Linked DNA regions of Mus musculus: region 2 is linked to region 1. A link is a loop called in an ENCODE intact Hi-C map of the cell type or tissue named here. Cell type or tissue: left cerebral cortex. All regions are shown on one strand. Each heading gives the region's core, and the rest is flanking DNA. Links, peaks and the distances in the headings are about the cores only.

Region 1 (5,390 bases), core at 154-5,153:
GTGCACAAGGGCATAATACATATATATTGGTCAAACATAACAAAATTCATTGCAAGTTTAAAGAGAATAAATCACATCAAATTAGAAAGTTTAGAAACATCCATAAGGAGAAAGAACCTTTGATATAACAAAATCTTCCAGGAAGGGAGAAAGAGTGAATTTAAGGCATAGGGAACCACATTTAAAAAAGATACAGAAGGCGGAAACTACAAAGTATATTTAGTATATGTTATTTGGAGAAAGTGCTATACACAAGAGAACCATGGGAGATAAGGAGGTAAAAATAAGCCAGGACTCATGCACAGAATGCCATAAAGACATAAAATGGAAATGTTTCAATCTCATTTGACGATGAATGTTAAGCTATTAGAGGCTCCCCAAGCAGAGGACTGCAAGGCCACTACTCTACACAGATTTCTCAAAATGTGTTCCACAGGAGGCCTCCAGTTAATTCTTTATTAGTGTACTTAAGAAAATCTCAAGTAAACACGTGGACTGAGAGAGACCTAAAATAAAATGCCATTCTGTGCAAACTCTCATTATACATTAGCCCATATAAAAGAAATTTTCAGCATGTTTAAAGAACACATCACTTCCCCTTTCTTCATTTAGAGTTCCACTCTTGAAGTTCTTATTATAGTTGTTTTTATTTGTTGGTTTTGAGACAGAGCCTTTTTTAGCGCAGGATATATTTAGCATTCCCAGTAATATGGATTGTTCCTTCCTGTTCCAGATCACCCTGCCTATGCCTGCAAGCATCAGGATTGCAGGTATGTACCACCACAACTGAATACTTCTTTATGTTATGAAAGAAATGGATAAAAAAACCCACCAGGCACAAACAGAAACTATTGTGTTTCTTAACTTTTGTGATCAAAGGATCACATTTCTGTGGGAGTGTTTGGAACTGGATACACCCCAGAAAACAAGAACAGTTTGTGGATGGAATCCCAAAGAACCCACCACACTCACACCCCCTGACCATGTTAGGAGCCAAACAGTGCACTCCCTTCAATCCACATGTCCAAGCTTGATTCCTAGTAGCTTGGGACATGGCTGCATTTGGCAATCAAGCCTTTGAGGAGGTGTTTTCAATAAACTGGGACTGTTGCAAGGAGTCCTAATCCAAGTTGACATGTGTTCTTAGAAGAAGGTGAAATGTGGGCACACAAAAAACAGCAGAGGTGTGGGCTCATTGAGGAGACACCATCTGAGGAGCTAGAAAAAGGCAATCAAGGAGACGGAGCACTGATTGGCCTTCTGGCTTCAAGAACTTTAAATAAATGAATTTCCTCTATTTACAGTCTCCAGGCGTTTGTATTACTTGAATAACATGTTTTGTTATTATTTTTAGTGGCCAGTGATGGTCACAATACATACATACATACATACACACACACACACAGAGAGAGAGAGAGAGAGAGAGAGAGAGAGAGACAGAGACAGAGACAGAGACAGAGACAGAGACAGAGAGACAGAGAGACAGAGGGACAGAGAGACAAAGAGAGACAGAGACAGAGAGAAACAGAGAGAGAGACACTGAACACACAAGAAGAGGAATGAAAGAGAGAGACAGAGAGACAGAAAGTTTGATACCAAAATTACCTATAAATTCTCCTGAACCTGTAAATGAGAATATGTTTATGGCCTAAATGTCATCCAACAGAACAGGCTGTCGAAGTTGAATAAGCAGGTAGAGCCCATTTAGGTCATTAACAAGTTCTGTGGGGTTCTAAGTATAAAACTGGGTCTAATAGTAAGTGTTAGCCACTGAGCTCCTGTTGAGTACTGGAAAACTACACTCTATCTGAGTTGGACAGGGGGTCAAAATGAAGCAGTGGATAATTAATCATAAGTCATAGTCATTGAAAAGGGATATTTCTTCACTTTGTTGCAGCTGAAGTTCAGCATGCTGGAAGTGATGTGAAGCAAAGTCATAGGAAGAAAGATACATGATGGAACCCTCAGAAAATCACATCAAAATATATGGGTGGGATTAGAGAATCAGATCATTTTTAAAGATATGTCACATCATTATTTTGAAAAAAAAAAAAAGACCTCATGTTGCCAAGGCTAGATTCAAACTTATGTAGCTACAGATGGCCTTAAACAATTGATCTTCCTACATCTACCACACAAATATTGGGATTATAGATGTGCACCAATAAAAGACCTGTTCATTTGTAATGTGATGTGCAGTGGATAGAGCCCAGTTGTCCATGCATGCTGAGCAGTGACTCTTGCAGCTTAGGCACATAGCTAGTAAATAAAGTTCAACTTGTATATGCTGATTTAGATTAGCTAACATATTCAAAACTTGTTATGTCTATGTGAGTGTGTGTGTGTGTGTTTGTGTGTGTGTGTGTGTGTGTCAAAGAGATAGAGACAGAGATAGGCAGAGTGAGAGTCTATGTATGTGTGTGTGAGAGAAAGAGAGAGAGAGAAAGAGAGAAAGAGAGAGAGAGAGAGAGAGAGAGAGAGAGAGAGAGAGAATGAGACTTTTAAAGTTAAGTCACAGTACCCCTTGCAGTCACTGGCACGCTATTCTAAACAGTGAACTAGATTTTCCAGATTTCAAAATGTAGTCTTCTGTCACAGTTTTGAGTGTGAACCTTCCTATGGAGCTAAAAATAGTCCCTGTGAGCATTATCTCCCACCCTTTTCCTCCTTTCCTTTCTGGCAGCCAGGATGGTAATTATAATCCCTATTACTTTTGAGAAACTTTCTCTTCCACCCACATGGCAGCTGATTCCCTGGGCTCTCTGCAACAAGCTCAGGGAAAGATAAAGCTGCTCACTCATCGTCTACATTTCTCATTTCCCTCTTTCTTTTCTTCACTCCCTGGTGGGTTTCCTTGGGCCTTTTCCTGGAGCCAAAACACTGGATTCTCCTTTTTTTTTTCTCATGGGTGTTTGAACATAGTGAATGTGTGGGTGCTTGGGTAATATGCCCAGGGATTGGCTTATGGCTAATGTCTCACTTGAGGTCATTAACCTACTTCCTAAGTAGAGAAAAGGGGCAGGCTCTGCCCCATGTAGCACAAAGTCTCCGAGCACTAGGGCATAGCAAGCATCTTTGCCACCATTTGCCTTAGTGTATATTTTCTACAAATGAATGCTTTCTTAAAGATTTTTCTGAGTGAACTCTCCCCGACCACACAGATTGTAAACCTTTAAAACCCTTCCAAGTTAACCTGCACCAGGTGATGAAATATAACCACCCTTTCTTTTTTTCTACTACTGTGACATTTTTAAAGTCTATAAACATGGGATTCTGCTCATACTTTCTATGTATCTTTTTTTCTGTTTATTCATAATAGGAAAATGCTTGCAGAAAAATTAAAGAAACTAAGATGGGTCCTTCATGCATTCTGTGAACGTCTGTGATATATTTTAGGTATTTTCCTTGAGGCTATTTCTAGCATTTCCTAGCTTAGGGTATGTTTGTCAGGGTTTTCTTGTAAAGTTACAAGTTTTAAATTGCAGCTAATAAATATCTGGGAAAGGTATGTCAAGAATGCAGTTCTGTTTCTCCTCTAGTTTTTTACCCACTCTCATTAGCACTGATTGGCAGAAGAGCAATATTTATATATTTTCTTATTGTAGTTTCATGACTTCTAGATTTAGTATTGGAGATTTTTAGAAAGAGAGTTTTACTTTTTCAGAGACTTGAAGTTATTGTCATTCAGATCTTTCACTTGTTTGGTTAGAGTCACACCAAGATAGTCTATATTGTTTGTGACTATTGTAAAGGGTGTCATTCCCAATGGAGGAGCTAGAGAAAGGACCGAAGGAACTGAAGGGGCTCGCAGCCCCATAGGAGGAACAAGAGTATGAACCAACCAGTATTCCAGAGCTCCCAGTGACTAAACCACCAACTAGCATATACATGGAGGGACCCGGGGCTTCAGCTACATATTTAGCAGAGAATGGCTTTGATGTTTATCAATGGGAGGAGAAGCCCTTGGTCCTGAGAAGGCTTGATGCCCAAGCGTAGAAGAATGCGAGGACAGGGAAGCAGGAGTTGTTGGGTTGGTGAGCAAGGGTGGGAGGATGGGATAGGGAGTTTTTGGATAGGAGACCAGGAAAGGACATAACATTTGAAATGTAAATAAAGAAAATATCTAAAAAAAAAAAAAGAGAGAAGAAAGTTTTAAGTTTCCTTTATCCATTAACTTTTTTATGTTTCCATGTGGATTCCTGGTATTTATTTTATTTCACAGGTTAAAATAATTTTGTTACTTAATTTTTAGCACCATCAGGGAAGCTATTAATTTGGACCTTGTGCCATTTTCTTGGTATTTACACAACACAAGTCCTTGTTTTCTGCCATCAGAGTTACTAGGCTTTCGTTCTATTTTTCCTACAACACTCCTTAATTAAGATATCCCCATATTAAGCATAAACTGCAGGATACCCATGATACACTCAGCAGATCCAAAGCAGATAAACAAGAAGGAAGGCCCAAGCAAGGATGCTTGAATCTCACTTAGAAGGGGGATACAGTAATCATAGAAGGGAGGGTAGTGGGTGTGGGGGGATGGGAAAGGGAATGAGGAGGTGTTCAGGGTCAGCTGTGGGGAGAGACAGAAGAGATAACCAGAGAACCAAGAGAATGAACGCAAATATGAAGCTGGTGGGGGGTTGGGTAGTGTGGGACATTTCTAGGATGTGCTATAAAGCTGGGATGGAAAGACTCATAGAAATGGGAATATGGAACCTGAAGAGGCTATCTCCTGTATCCAGGCAGGATCTTCAGTGGAGGGATAAGGACACCAACTCACCGACAAAATTTTTGAGTACAAATTCTATCCTGTCTACAAGAAATGCAGAGACAAAGATGGAGCAAACACTGAGGGAATGGCCAGCCAATGACCAGCTAAACTTGAGACCTATCCCATGAGCTAGCACCAATCGCTGGCACTATTAATGATACTCTCTTATTCATGCAGATAGATAGGAATCTAGTATAACTGTCTTCCAAGAGGATCTTCCCAGCAGGTGACTGAAATAGAAGCTGAGACTTACAGCCAAACATTGGATGGACCTTGATGACTCTTTTGGAAGAGGTAAGGAAAGAAGGTCCCAAAGTGGATAACAACTCCACAGGAAGACCACCAGAATCAATTAACCTGGACCCTTGGGAGCTCTCACTGACTGAGCCACCAACCATAGCGCATATACCGGATGAAACAAGGCCCCCAGCAACTGCAGCACGTGCTAGTCTGGCCTCAGTGGGAGAAGATGAGCCTAACTTTCCAGAGACTTCAAGCTCCATGGTTGAGTGATACCTATAGGCAGTGCCCCACCTTCTCACAGAAGTAGGCGAGGAGAGCAGGGGGAGGGTCTATGTGAGGGGGAATCAGGAGGAGGGCAGTGATCGAGATGCAA
Region 2 (5,390 bases), core at 65-5,064, 55 kb after region 1:
TATAGGGGGAGCCTCCTTTTTCATCTTATTGTATAAAACATTTGCTTTGAAGCCCAAACACAGATTATTTTCTTATTGTTGCCTTATTTTCAAATTTGACAGTATTAGTTATTATTACTTGATATTTTTCTTTAAAAATGTTACTTATTGCCCTCCCATAACAGAAAAGTATTGCTTTCTTTTCCCTTAACTGACCTCATGTCTACCTCCCATGCTCCACATCTTTGGACAAGAGTTCAAAATTATTTGAGAAGTGATTGCTATTGAGCATCCATAATGCTGATGACTGCTTTTGATAAGGGAGGGGGAGCATCACGGTTACAAGTCCATCTGTAATAGATCATATTCTCTTGAGACAATACTGTACTCTAGGCATTTGTTTTCCAATACTGATGCAACGTATATAGTCTATATTTAGACAGTCAATAGAAAGTGGCCAAGACTTGTGTGGTTTATAAACCAGAGGACTTTACTTTGGACAGTTTAGGAGGCCACAGTCCAGAATGAGGTGCCGAAGTGATGGATTTCCCTTTCAGATACCTGCTTTGGCTGGCTCCACACAATGCTGCCCTATGGTCCTTGTTGTGACAATTCAAATTGAGGGATTACATTAATTGTATCATTTTAATATTATTTTCTATTTTCAGACTCCATGGTTAAATAAACGTCAACTGTGACATAGTAGAGGTAAGAGCATCAACTTGTCAGTGTGAAGAGGTCATGTTCTGTGCTCACCATTGTCAAGCAGAAATTTGTTTCTAATATATTCACCCACATCAAAGAACAGAAAATTCAGGACTGTTCATGGGCAGCCCTACATGTGCCATGAGGTGACTCTCCGAACAGACACTGCTGTTGGCTCCAGACTCACTTTCCTAGTAACGGGAAAGAGCTTTTATGTTGTTGACTACTGTTGGGTATCATTGTTCACCTTTGCTTTAATCACACTTAGATTTTGATAAACCTTTTCATATCTTACCTAAGAGTTGTTTGCTGTTTGAAAATTATTCAATACCCAGTAATGTTTCTTGACCTTCTTTGTTTTCCTTTCTGAGAAAAAGATTACTAGAATATAAGTGTAAAAAAAAAAATCTAGGAATTTGAAAAGAATTGTGTTTTGTAGTTCTAGCCTCCTGGAAGAAAATATATATATATATATATATATATATATATATATATATATATATATATATATATATGTGTGTGTGTGTGTGTGTGTGTGTGTGTGTGTGTGTGTAAAATATAATATAATATATATTATATAGTTATAATATATGTATATATATATATATGAGAGTGAGAAAGCTATATATAGAGAGATATATAGATACAGATGAATAAATATGTATATGTGTGTATATAGATGTATATATATCCGTATATATGTTTGTACATATATATGTATATATATGTACATATATATTTTTAAATTTCAAATTATCTTTGTTTGCTGTCATTTCATTACATAATACTGGTATGAACACGAGTACATCATTAAAGCAAACCACTCAAATCAAAGGTATATTAGCTTTATATTCTCAATTTTTATTAATAAATTAATTAATTTCTGTTTCTTCTTCAGTTTCTCTGATCAATATTCCTCATGTCAGTTTTGCTCCCTGTATTGCCTATCTACTTCCAATGCAAGTTTTGTCATTTCAGATCCATTATGTTGCACAAAGCAAGTGTTACATACTGGAGAGGTTTAGCCACAAAATTTGATTAGATTGAAATGATATTTTCTACTTTTGATGGGATTCACTCAGAAAACTGGTCCTCAGTCCCCTTCTCTTCACCTCTTAATATGTAGATATTTTCTAATCCACTTAATACTGAATTAGTTTTATCCTGTGGTTTATTTTTCTTCAGTTCAGAGCCTGGAGTTTATCTTCCAGGCCTCTTACTGAATTTTCCCTGAGTTATTTCCAGAATCTGCTTTATAATTCCTGTATGAGTTTTTTTTTTGATTGTTTTGTTCTGTTTTGTATTCTATTATTATTGTTTGATGTATACAGCATGATCTCACATTACACTCAAGATGTTTATTGAATGACAAGATCCTCTGAATTGATATTGTAAAACTGATTTCTTCATCCACATTTATAGCATGCTTGTTCTTCTTCTCCAGATTTCTCCTTTCTACTTGGGGTGAATTTTGTGTTTATTCACTCTCTTTTTCATTGTTGCATTCTTAGTAATCCCCAAAAATGTCCACTGATGCCTATTGACTGAATAAATGATGGACTGAAATGTATTTATGACTGAAACATCCTGAAACAAGAGTGGATTCTAGTTGGGTTGTAGTATATATGGTCCTCTATATGGTGATTACATATTACACCAGAGAAGTCTAAGTTTGTATACTCATCTAAATACAAAAATGTATGCCTATGTAATCACACACACACCTGCATACACCACATTCTCTTCTAATGACCATTTTCTCAAGACATTGAAAGATGCATATTAAAGATATCGACAATTTGTTCTGAGAGATATGGTATGCATCCAGGCCCCTCAAATTTACTTTCTGACTTAGAAAGTAGAGGATTCAAGGAACGAATTGCCCAAATAGAATGGCTCTTCTAGGTTTCAGAAAGAAATCAGCAATGCAAATGTGGAGAGATTCAGGGAATCCACTCCTTGCTCTGACTTTGAATAAGTCCTAGAAGGATCTCTACTTTAAGCAACATCTGTCCCCTTCCTTGCTGCTGCCTCTGAGCTTCCCTTGCCAACAGCAGACTGCTTGTGATTTCCTCTCTCAACCTAAATTTTAACTTCCTTCTGGATGAGTCAGTTGCCATTCATCTACTTGCTTTGTGCCTTTCAGAATTCTACTACTTTTGTCTCATCTCCTTAACCTTTCGTCTTCCTAGGTACTTTTATTAACTTCTTGTCAATTTACTAAAATTGGGAGGAAATAGTTTACATTTATTTCAATGAAAGCTTCCCAAACTCATGTTGTAAAGTTAACTCTCATAGATATATATTTATTTCTGCATGTAATTATGTTCCTGCTCTCAGTATAAAATAGTATAAAACCTATTAAATCAAGAAGCCGTATGTAGGGCACAGGATTGACAGCAACATGTAAAACAATCAGAGAAAATAAAGATTATGTTCATTTCGAATTCATTGCTTTATCAGATCTTATTGAAGCATTTCTATGCCAAACTATTTAGAAAACCTTTGTAGTGGGTAGAAAACCTTGTCAGAGAGTCCACACTTACAAAACTGAGGGGCCTTGTCCCCAGTTGGTTCTGACTGGTAAATAAAGATGCTTACAGATAATGGTTGAGCAGTGCAGAGAGAGTCAGGAACTTAGGACTCCAATGTTTGGGATCAGAAGAAGGATATGGAGAAAGGAAACAGGGATCTGCCATGAGGGGAGAGTGTAAATGAGAGGAGAGATGCCATGCCTTAGAAGAGTGCAGAACAGAGAGTCTTGGCCACCATGTGAAGGAGATGGGGGAGTGCAGCCCAGAGCACAGCCTAGTTGAGCAGCCCTCTGAGTCCAGAGCAGCCAAAATAGAATATAAAGTTTAGTAAGTAATAACTCGGGATTATTGTCAGGAAGTGGATTAACCTTGTGCCTTGTGGAGACTAGGCAGCTATTGTCTACAATAAGGCATATCAATATATTAAAGGCTGTGGTGTGTGTGTGTGTGTGTGTGTGTGTGTGTGTGTGTGTTTGTGCCTTTCATTCAGGAACGTAAACCTTTGAGGTGGGTAGTGAAAAAAAATCGTCTCTAATCTCTTATCCTATAAAGGGGTAATATCTAAAATATATAAAGAACTCAAGAAGCTAATTTCCAAAAGAAATGAAACAACCTAATCAAAAATGGCATAGAGAGCTAAACAGAGAATTCACAACAGAGGAATTCTGAATGACTGAGAAGCACTTAAAGAAATGTTCAAAATCCTTAGTCATCAGAGAAATGCAAATTAAAAAAAAAAAAAAAAGCTCTGACATACCACCTTACACCAGTCAGTGTGGTGAAGATCAAAACCTCAAACAACAGCACATGCTGGCAAGGATGTGAAGAAAGAGGAAGCCAGGCACACGCCTTTAATCCCAGCACTCAGGAGGCAGAGGCAGGCGAATTTCTGAGTTTGAGGCCAGCCTGGTCTACAAAGTGAGTTCCAGGACAGCCAGGGCTATACAGAGAAACCCTGTCTCAAAAAACCAAACCAAACCAAACCAAACCAAACCAAACCAAACCAAACCAAACCAAACCAAACCAAACAAAACAAAACAAAAATAAAAAAATAAAATAAAATAAAAAGAAAGAAAGAAAGAAAGAAAGAAAGAAATAGGAACACTCCTCCATTGCTTGTGGGATTGAAATCTGGTACAACCACTTGGAAATCAATCTGGCAGTTCCTCAAAAAATAGGAAATAGTTCTGAAGACCCAGCTATATTTCTTCTGAAATGTCCCACCATACCACAAGAACATCTGTTCCACTATGTTCATAGCAGCCTTATTTATAATAGCCAGAAGCTGGAAACAACTTAGATGTCCCACAACAGAAAAATGGATACAGAAAATGTGGTTCAATTACACAATGGAATACTACTCAGCTATTAAGAACGAGGAGTTTTGCAGGCAAATGGATGGAACTAGAAAATATCATCCTGAGTGAGGTAACTCAGATGCAAAAGGACATAAATAGTATGTACTCACTAATAGGTGGATATTAGCCAAAAAGTACAGAATACCTAGGATACAATCCACAGAACTCAAGAAGGTTAACAAACAGAAGGGCCCAAGTCAGGATGCTTCAATCCCACTTGGGAGGGAGAAGAAAGCAATCACTGGAGGCAGAGGGAGGGAGCTGAGTTGAATAGGGGAGAGTGCAGGAAAAGGGGGAACATGATCAGGTGTTAGTGGGAGGAGCAACAGAAGAGAAGTCCTGAGGACCAGCAGAATGAATAGACATATGCAACCTTGGGAGTTGGGATGTGGGGGTACCCTGTAGAATGTACCAGGGACCTTGACTCGGACCTTAGATGAAATGAAAAACAGTGGGAAGAGGGAACTTGTAGAGTCCCTCTCCAGTTGAAGGACAGGGCATCAATTCCTGTCTGAAAGAACTGCAGGGACAAAAATGGAGAAGAAACTGAGGAAAAGGTAGTCCAGTGACTGGCCCAACTTGGGATACATCTCAAGAAGAGTATCCAAGACCTAACAATATTACGGAGGCTCTTGTGTGCTTACAGACAGGAGCCTAGCATTGGCTGTCTTCTGAGAGGCCCATCAAGCAGATGACTGATACAGATGCAGACACTTACACCCAACCAATGGACTGAAGTTGGGAGTTAGGGAAAGCATAGAAGAAGCTGAGGAGGAGGGGCCACCCCAAAGGAAGACCAGCTGTCTCAACTAAC

Evidence for each region. A loop is a pair of places that touch in the nucleus more often than their neighbours do. Peaks named below come from ENCODE experiments on the same cell type or tissue, not always from the same donor. Only the 100,000 strongest peaks of a DNase experiment are listed, where the experiment ranks them.
Region 2: it touches region 1 in a loop (5-fold over the local background); 2 of 42 quality-filtered maps call a loop at or near these places.

The regions. Positions count from the first base shown.
Region 1 is chr1:140,487,315-140,492,704 of GRCm38, reverse strand. The region is part of intron 14 of Kcnt2 (potassium channel, subfamily T, member 2); the gene reads right to left. Among named protein-coding and RNA genes, the nearest start is that of 4930590L20Rik, 170 kb to the left of the region's middle. In left cerebral cortex, for the core only: no CTCF peak of the experiment used is centred there; DNase peaks (open chromatin) are centred at 308, 1,134, 2,275 and 2,697; H3K27ac peaks cover 2,129 bases.
Region 2 is chr1:140,432,300-140,437,689 of GRCm38, reverse strand. The region is part of intron 12 of Kcnt2 (potassium channel, subfamily T, member 2); the gene reads right to left. Among named protein-coding and RNA genes, the nearest start is that of Kcnt2, 190 kb to the right of the region's middle. In left cerebral cortex, for the core only: no CTCF peak of the experiment used is centred there; a DNase peak (open chromatin) is centred at 2,711; H3K27ac peaks cover 384 bases.